Regions from separate parts of the Homo sapiens genome. Here region 1 is linked to region 2. Evidence: read pairs that join two places in POLR2A ChIA-PET (ENCODE). Cell type or tissue: Panc1. All regions are shown on one strand. Links, peaks and the distances in the headings refer to the core of each region. The heading gives the core; the rest is flanking DNA.

The links. ChIA-PET counts read pairs that join two places held together with the same protein. Peaks named below come from ENCODE experiments on the same cell type or tissue, not always from the same donor. Only the 100,000 strongest peaks of a DNase experiment are listed, where the experiment ranks them.
Region 1: POLR2A ChIA-PET joins it to region 2 with 5 read pairs; 1 of 35 experiments calls an interaction of 5 or more read pairs at or near these places.

What each region holds. Positions count from the first base shown.
Region 1 is chr5:81,163,607-81,168,007 of GRCh38, reverse strand. The region is part of intron 17 of RASGRF2 (Ras protein specific guanine nucleotide releasing factor 2); the gene reads right to left. Among named protein-coding and RNA genes, the nearest start is that of CKMT2, 68 kb to the left of the region's middle. RefSeq lists an enhancer at 2,155-2,214. In Panc1, for the core only: CTCF peaks have their summits at 2,079 and 2,298 (motif pointing right); a DNase peak (open chromatin) is centred at 2,337.
Region 2 is chr5:79,618,668-79,623,068 of GRCh38, reverse strand. TENT2 (terminal nucleotidyltransferase 2) reads right to left here. Exons shown (of 15, transcript NM_001114394.3): 2 at 3,284-3,457; 3 at 2,986-3,075. The coding sequence starts at 3,420. Among named protein-coding and RNA genes, the nearest start is that of TENT2, 8.4 kb to the right of the region's middle. In Panc1, for the core only: no CTCF peak of the experiment used is centred there; a DNase peak (open chromatin) is centred at 1,808.

The DNA.
Region 1 (4,401 bases), core at 236-4,235, 1.5 Mb before region 2:
GCCTGCAAGGGGATGTGGAGATCTGAGAAGAGGGGAAGGCGGTAAAGGGTAAAAGGCAGTGTAGGAACATGACTTTACTAGGATTGTCTGGCAGTGCAGAATATCCATTTAAGATCTGAAGTCTTCCTGTGAGTCCCAGCAGCACCACCCTAAGAGTCTCTCCAGAGAATGGCTCTGCTGTGTCTGAGTGCCGAGTCGGCCTGACCCCGTCATTGTTCAGTCATGCTCTTCGTTGCTCCTACTCCCCACCTTTGATCTTTCCATCAGAACTTGCCAGGGGAGGCATCTGCTTTTCCTCATGTGCCCTGGAGGCAGCCACAGAGAGGAGAGGCCGAGGGGTCAGAGTGACGGCATCCCTGCCTGCAGCTGCTCATGGGGGCTTCCATTTTCAATTCTGTGCCCTGCGTTGGAACTTACAGAAAGCCCAGCGAGGAGAACACCACTATCACTGAGTGCACACTGATGTGTGCAGTGAAACCCCTGCAGTTAAGAATTTCAGACGGATTCTAACCAACTTGCTGTAGAATTCTATTCAAGTGGATTAGTTTAACAACTGACTGATTGATGATTGCAAATTTTAACAATCTCTCGGTTTTGCAGTTTCTCTTGTTTGTGTCCCTACTGGTGATGCTTTTCTGCCCTGCCCCCTCATCCGAGGCTGCTATGGGGCAGAAACAATAGCTACGTCTTGGTTGGCCTCCAGTCCTCAGGACTGATACAAAACAGGCCTTGGATAAATTGGTTGCTGTGTGTATGTATTACAGTGAGTTCTTCTAACTGTGTTAAGTAGGAATTTCTGCTGGGAAGACCAGACTTGGACAGGCCAGGTCCTTTATGCTGACAGCCTTGTATCCGTCACTCTACCCATGGAGGGCAATGTAACATAACTCACAATGGTGCTAACAGCTCAGTGTGGTGATGCTTTAACTCCATACTGCCAGGATCATCCCGTCTCTTCACTCGGGGAAGACCCTGCCACCTATGACTTAAAGACTGAAGTCATTTCATGAGGGGGATCAGGAGACACCCTAATTTCCCTTCTTTCAAAAGCTCTCTGCAGTTTCGTCCTCATTCTTTTCCTTTACCCCTGGGGAAAGCTAAAGATGAGCTGGGAAGAACATCTCAGAAGGGACTGGGAATTTTTAAATCGGCTTAGCTCAATGAACGGCCTTAGAAAAATCCCCTCATCTCGGGTTCTCAGTGTCCTTTTTGGTCACAAAAGGAGCTTATCTGGATGCCTCTAAGGTCCCTTCCTTAGTGTCTCCTTGGATGAAGCTCAGGTTGCCCACCATGCATCTGATACCATCCTTTCGCTGACCTCAATTACCAGCCCTTCGTCCCTCCCCCATCCTTCCCCTTCAGTATCCATAAATCCCTCCCGTCTGTGCACAGAGGCCTTTCCTCAACACCGCCACTCCCTCACATGTGACAATAGAGGCTGTGTCTTTCTTGCTTATCTTAGGTATCCTTGGAGTATCTGTAAGCAGACAAGGGCTTTTGTCAGGAGAAGTAAAGTTCACGGCCAGGTGCTGTGGCTCACACCTGTAATCCCAGCAGTTTGGGAGGCTGATGTGGGTGGATCTCCTGAGGTCTGGAGTTCGAGACCAGCCTGACCAACATGGTGAAACCCTGTCTCTACTAAAAATACAAAAATTAGCCAGGTGTCGTGGCACGCGCCTGTAAATTCCAGCTACTTGGGAGTCTGAGGCAGGAGAATTGCTTGAACCTGGGAGGCAGAGGTTGCAGTGAGCTGAGATGGCGCCACTGCATTCCAGCCTGGGTGACAGAGCAAGACTCCATCTCAAAAAATACAAAAAAAGAAGAAAAGAAAAAAAGAAGTAAAGTATCACTTTACTTTTTGCCCCAGTAATCCGCTGGTGCTTTGGTCCTGGGTGTTTCTTAGTAAAGTCAGGCAACACCAATTCTATACACCTGACTGCATCTATGAGTTTACATAAGGCCCCTGAATGGAAATAGACTACAATCCCATCTTGTCTCTTTGAGGTTCAATGATGCTGAGATATATCAGGTGGACCTATATGGCACAGAACCAGGTCAGACAGTAGGAAAGGATGATGGGGCCTCCAGAGAGTCAAGCACCAGGAGTCTGGCCTGGTGTGTTGGAATAAGTCCCAGGGCTTATAGAAGGTGTAAGTAATATGGTCTGGACGAGTTAGCTCCAGGCTAGTTGGCAGAGATCTACACTGGCCCCAGAAGTGGCCATGAAGAGAGTGGGCATCACAGAAACACCTCTGGAGATGAGTCAAAGCTTTGGCACGAGCAGCAGAGGCACACAGGACCAGCAGGTGGGGCTGTTGATATAGTTAGGACAGGACACATGGCCTAGAGCAGCATCACCAGGCAAGGTCAGGCGGATAATGTCAGGTGAAAACAGTGCTGGAAATTCTTGGAAATATTCCCAAAGAATTCTTTGAAAGATGGATTTTCCTGTGATGATCCATACTGATTACAAGGTGAGAGAAGCAGCTATTAAGTTATTAGAATTCAAGAATTGAAAAGAATCGGGCCTCGCTTTGGGGTCCAGTACTGGAGGCCTGGAACATTGGGTTACATTTATACCTCCCTGCATGGAAAAGGGCCTTACACATGGTAGGGACTCGGTCCAACTGTTCGATTCTTCCTACTTTTTAAATCAGAGATTTTTTATTCACTTTATCATTTGTGGATAAATAGACCAACACAGACTGCTTCCATTTATGGGAAGACCTTGGTATTTCCTGAGTCAGGAGGTTCCTAAACCTCCCTGCTTTGGAATTTACCACACTTCTCTTCCCATCTCCTCCTCCCCAGGGTCCGTAACCACAAGACTTGAGGTATTGTAAAGTACTTTCAGTTCAGCAACTGAGGACTCAGAAGAGAGGCCTGTACACAGTTGTGAAACCTTAAGCCCCTGGAAAACGCCCACCGTTCAAGGGCAAGGTCACGCTGGGTCCCACCCTTGGGGAACCCTCCACACTGGCAGGCTGCGGATTGGCTCCGCCTGTCTTTCATGTCTCTGCAAAGTGTTAACAAGTCGATTTCTATCGTTTTAGTGGAAAATGGCCGCTCAATGCTCAATGTTGAAAACTTTCAACACAGATTACTGAAAACTCTTAAAACATATTTGAGAGCCTCCAAGTTCCTCTTCTGCCCCGCCTAGATGTCTTCCCCTCATCTACATAGGACTCTAACTCCTATAGAGGAATTTCATCATTCCTCCCTCTACAATCCATACTTTGCTGATCAGGCCAATACTTACTAATTGGTATGCAACTGCCAGAAGGCAATAGAAGCTCCCCAAGAATTCCACCCCTAAATCTGTGTTGCCATCGCTATTCATTAGACAAAGTCCTTTTTGAAAACCACAAATTCTGAAAGTATTTTCTATGCAACTTCCCAAGAAATGATTTAACAGTCTAGAAATGATTCAAGTCTACCAGATACTTGTAAAAAAATATTTTCTGCCAAATCAAGTCAAAATATTTGGTTAATATAAATATGAATTAATGAACCATATTCATTCTTAAACTTCATGAGGGTTTTTTTTTTTTCATCAAACGTGGCCCAATTTTGAGTCCAGAGACCTTAATAACCACAATGAATGTGTCATTTTGGTTAGAAAAACAACTTTCCAAAAGTAAACTAACCTCTTGGACTTGAGGTCCTATGGAAAGGCTGTAAAGTATACTAAACCCATGGAGTGAATGTGCAGGTTGCTGAGAAAATGCCCAGTCTTGAAGAAATGAAGATGGCCTTTGTGCTGTTCTCTCAAATTTATGTCAGCTCTGTCTTACTCTTCAGAGGTAGAAGACCTCTGGGTTAAATGGCCTAGGAAATATACTACATTGAAAGCATCATTTTTAGAGTTCAAACATTATTGTTACTATAATTATTTTATAGCTAACATCACTCAGTGTTTACTTATGCCAGGGACTAAGCTCATTTAAGCTTCACAAGTCTGCAAGTCAGAGTTATCCCCATTTTATGGAAAATAGTAACAATACAATGCTAATATTTATGTAGTGTTTATTATATGCCGGGAACTGTTCTAAGCAATTTACACATATTAACACATTTAACACCCACACTAACCTCATGAAGTAAGAGAATTTTTGCACTGCACAATACCACCAGGTTCCATTCACATCAATGATGATGTGACCACATCAGTCGTGGTTTCTAATTTCTCCACCTTCTAAGGGTTCTTGAATGAGTAAATGCCTCCCAGCGTAGTGGCCAGTCTAGCTCTCTGATTATACAGCATCTCATGCTGGGACATATATCACATCTGTACTTCTCCCAGGTCAGAAAAATAAAGGACCACTTATTTTAAGCACAGAACTTGATGTACACCCATATGCACATAAACTTGGATCTCACGAGAACCCTCTAATTGCATGT
Region 2 (4,401 bases), core at 179-4,178:
CACCTTAAAAAAAATAGTAATAATGGAGACAGAAAAAACTACATGTATATATTGAGGTTAGTCTCCTGTATTTGAACTACCCCAATGTTTCATCTCAGTAGTGAAAACTTTGTAGGAAAAGTTCTATTTATAGAATTACTAAGAAGATCCAAACTATAACATAAGGAAGATACGATTAAGTGAGCTGAGTGCTAGTTATAAAAAAGGGCTCTTTGAATACACCTATGTTCTGACTCATCAGCAGGAAAGACCAATTAAGAAACACTTTTCAATAAAGCTATAAAGACATTGGACAACGAAGAAATTCAAAAATGAGCTGCAACTCAGATAATAGTATTTTATTAATATTAAATTTCTCAGGAATAATCAATGTATTTTGGTTATATAGAAGAAAAGCCTTGTTTTGTAGGAGGAATAAGCTGACATGTTTTAAGGTAAAATGGTGTCAACAACTTTCTTTCATATGGTTCAGGAAAAAAAGCAGGTGGGCAGAAAGAAAAAGAGAAAGAAATCAAATGTAAAACTTTTAACTCATGAATCTAGGCAAAAGGCATACAGATATTCACCATATTATTCTTTTTCTGGAGGTTTTAGTATTTGCAAAATAAAAAGGGAAAAATCATTAAAGAGTAAGTATTTGTTGGGAAAAAAGACATTTACTTCATTGATATATTAAGTTGTTCATGTAGGTAATACTTTATGCCACAGAAAATGGCCCGATTCCTTTTAAGCCTGAAAATTCTATGGGTCATAGAAGGTTTTTTTTTTGAGACAGAGTCTTCCTCTGTTGCCGGGCTAGAGTGCAGTGGCACAGTCTCAGCTCACCGCAACCTCTGCCTCCGGGATTTCCAGGTATTCTCCTGCCTCAGCCGCCTGAGTAGCTGGGACTACAGGCGCCCGCCACGATGCTCAGCTAATTTTTGTGTTTTTAGTCGAGATGGGGTTTCACCATGTTGGCCAGGCTGGTCTCGAACTCCTGACCTCAAATGACCTGCCCACCTCAGCCTCCCAAAGTGCTGGGATTACAGGCATGAGACACTGCACCCGGCCCATAGAAGGTTTTTTAACACTCCTTTGGGATTATGTCAATTTCTCTCTCCTTGATAGATCTGCAAAATAAGTGGAACCCCTACTCACAGGTAAAATATACAGTGCTAAATGCATAAAAGTATATTTAATATTTTTAAACATAAAAGTATTTTAGAGCTATATATGCTGAATATCTTCTAATGAGAATGCCAATTTTAATTTTAAAAATATGTTTAACTACAAATTAATGGAGTTTTGTTTTTTTTGTTTTTTTTTTTTTTTGAGATAGAGTCTCGCTCTGTTGCCCAGGCTGGAGTGCAGTGGGGGGATCTTGGCTTACTGTAAGCTCCACCTCCTGGGTTCATGCCATTCTCCTGCCTCAGCCTCCTGAGTAGCTGGGATTACAGGTATGTGCCACCACACTCGGCTAATTTTTTGTATTTTTAGTAGAGATGGGGTTTCACTGTGTTAGCCAGGATGGTCTCGATCTCCTGACCTCGTGATCTGCCTGCCTCGGCCTCCCAAAGTGCTGGGATTACAGGTGTGAGCCACTGCGCCCGGCCTAAGGGAGCTTATTTTCATTCTTAATTCACAAATTGGCTATAAAGGCAATTTCTAAAAAATAAAATCTGAATAAAGTCAATACTATTAGAATTATTATAAAACTTTTCTCAATGACAATTTTGAAGAACAACCTGTAGTGCTTTTAAGCATATGACTCAGAGACATACAACATTTCAAATCCTAGCTATGTCACTTCTGAGTAAGTAGTTACTTAACCTTTGTGTGAGTCAGCTTTCTCCTCAACAGGCAAGGGATAATAGTATCTACCTCAGTGTTACGTGATTTAATCAAACCGTTAGTTGTAAAGGCTTAAAATAATGATTACTACATAATAAGCAATAACTCCTAGCTAGTGTTATTTTTTTTTTTTACAGCACCTTGTTCACTGATAGTGTTTTTTTTAATAGGACATAAAGGTTATAGAATGTTTATATAGGTTTTTAAGTAATAGTGGTATCTTTCAAATATTGCCGAATGTTATTTCAATAACTACCTCTCAAGTTCTGTTTTTAAATAAATGAATTTCTTTTAATCAAAGATTAAAATTAATTGACTCCTGACTTGACTATAGGAAGTTTTATGTCACACAGAAATTTTCACTACAATATTTGTTATCATGGAACCTTACCTGTGTGAGATGTAGATAAATCAAAAGAAAAACATAAAGTTTACTAGAAAGAAAATGCTATAATTGTGTCCCCCTAGAAATTCAGATGTTGAAGTCCTAAGCCCCAGTAGCTCAGAATGTGACTGTATTTGGAGATAGGACCTCTGAAAAGTTACCTAAGTTAAAGTGGGGTCTTTAAGATGAACGTTAATCCAATATGACTGGTGTCCTTAGAAGAAGAGATGAGGACACAGAAAACACAGGGCAACGGCCATATTAAGACACAGTGACAAAGCAGCCATCTACAAGGCAAGAAAAGAAGCCTCAGAAGAAACCAACCCTGCCAACACCTTGATCTAGCCTCCAGAATTGTAAGAAAATAAATTTCTGTTGTGTAAGCCACCCAATGTGTGGTACGTTGTTATGGCAACCCTACCCTAGCAAATGAATACAGGCCATCTCATTTAGTTAAAAAATCTCAATTAAAAAGTGGTTTTCTGAGGAAACAGCTTTATTCTAGAAAAAGAAAACCTGGGATATAGAAAAGGGGAGATCTGATGTAGGGCAGAAACAAACATACAATAAAGCAGGAACAAATCAACAAAAGAACACCTAAAATTTTTAAACGCATAAAAATGTTAAAATTCCATGACTCATCTGATCGTACAGGTCCCAGAAAACAAAACATAGGGCTTAGGGTCCATACAATATTAATTCAAGATACATCATTACAGAGTTCTCAGAAATGCAAAAATATTCTTTTAAAATAATTAAGAAGTACTTACTTCCTTCCTCGAAATAATGGGGAAGCTGAGGTCTGTATTGGACTGACATTTCCATATGTCAGCTGCTGTAATGACACAGCTCTAGACAAGCTAACAAAATCAAAGAAAAGAACAGTAATTTATACATATTTTTTCTTTAAAAACAAAACCAGTCTCTGAAAAAAAATTAAATACATCCGTATCAAAAAAAAATGTGACGACATATTCTCCATGTTCAAAAGTTTCATACAAAAAGGGTTTATGTCAAATAGAAAATGAAATTTACCAACAACATGGGCCAAAATATCACCATACTCACTCTGCATTCTGAAAGTTGAATTGTGCATCTATAAGCTGCTGGTGTGAATAAACAGTAGGTGACAGGGTAAAGAAGTTATTATGTTGTTGATGATTTGGAGTGAAGGGTGGGCGACCCAAAATTGAGTTTGGGAACATGCTCTTGTTCACTGGAAGTGAACATGTATTCTTCTACCTAGGATAATTTAAAAAGACAATATTAAATTATCATAGCTTAAAGACACTAAACACTTTGATAACTATTATCCACTAACTTAAAACAATTAGTTATCAAGTTACAAATTTTATTTGCAAAGTTAAATAGGTCTCCTAAGTGCCACTGTAGGTAACAAAAGAAAACTAATAATAAATTCCAAATCTAAGATTAACATAATTCAAACAGCAAGATATATGCACATTTCTAATTTTCTGATTAATTTACCCTAATACTTTTACCCTCGTATCAACAAATCTTTTAGAAATCCAAGTTATCACCTGACATTAATAAAATCCCACAGATTATTACATTTATTCTCAAACTAATTTATACAAAGGTATAAACCATCACATGACATCCTGATTCCTAGAATTTGGATCTTACAGGTCTGATCAAATAAGGAATGGATTTTATATTGTCTTAACAATTTATAAGATTCTGAGATTCCCCTCAAAGTCTACATAATTTATATAAAAGACTTCCAATAAAAGAGGGCTATGTTCCACAGGAATAGGGAAAAATTGTACAAAGCAATCAGAATCCTTCACTGATCCAGGGAGGAGAGTAGATATTTATTCTTTGCAGTGACCAATATATCAAGGCTGTAGTCTTGCAAAGGATAGGATAAAGTAATAAACTGAAAATGAGGATCAGGTAAAGTCTACAAAGAAAAATAGGACCCCTCAGCCCACTTTCTCAAAGCAAGCAATTAGAAAACTCTTATGAAAAAACAAAATGAGAGAGAAACTATGTAACGTAGTAACAAGAGAACATAATAATACTTGGGAGTCCATCAAGAAAATGTCAAGGTAGCTAACTAATCAACTTAACATGAAGCCAACTAGTTGACAGGCCCTACCCACATACTTTTAGAGTTTCTAATTAGACTCCTGATATTCTCACTTAAAATAGGCATCCATGGA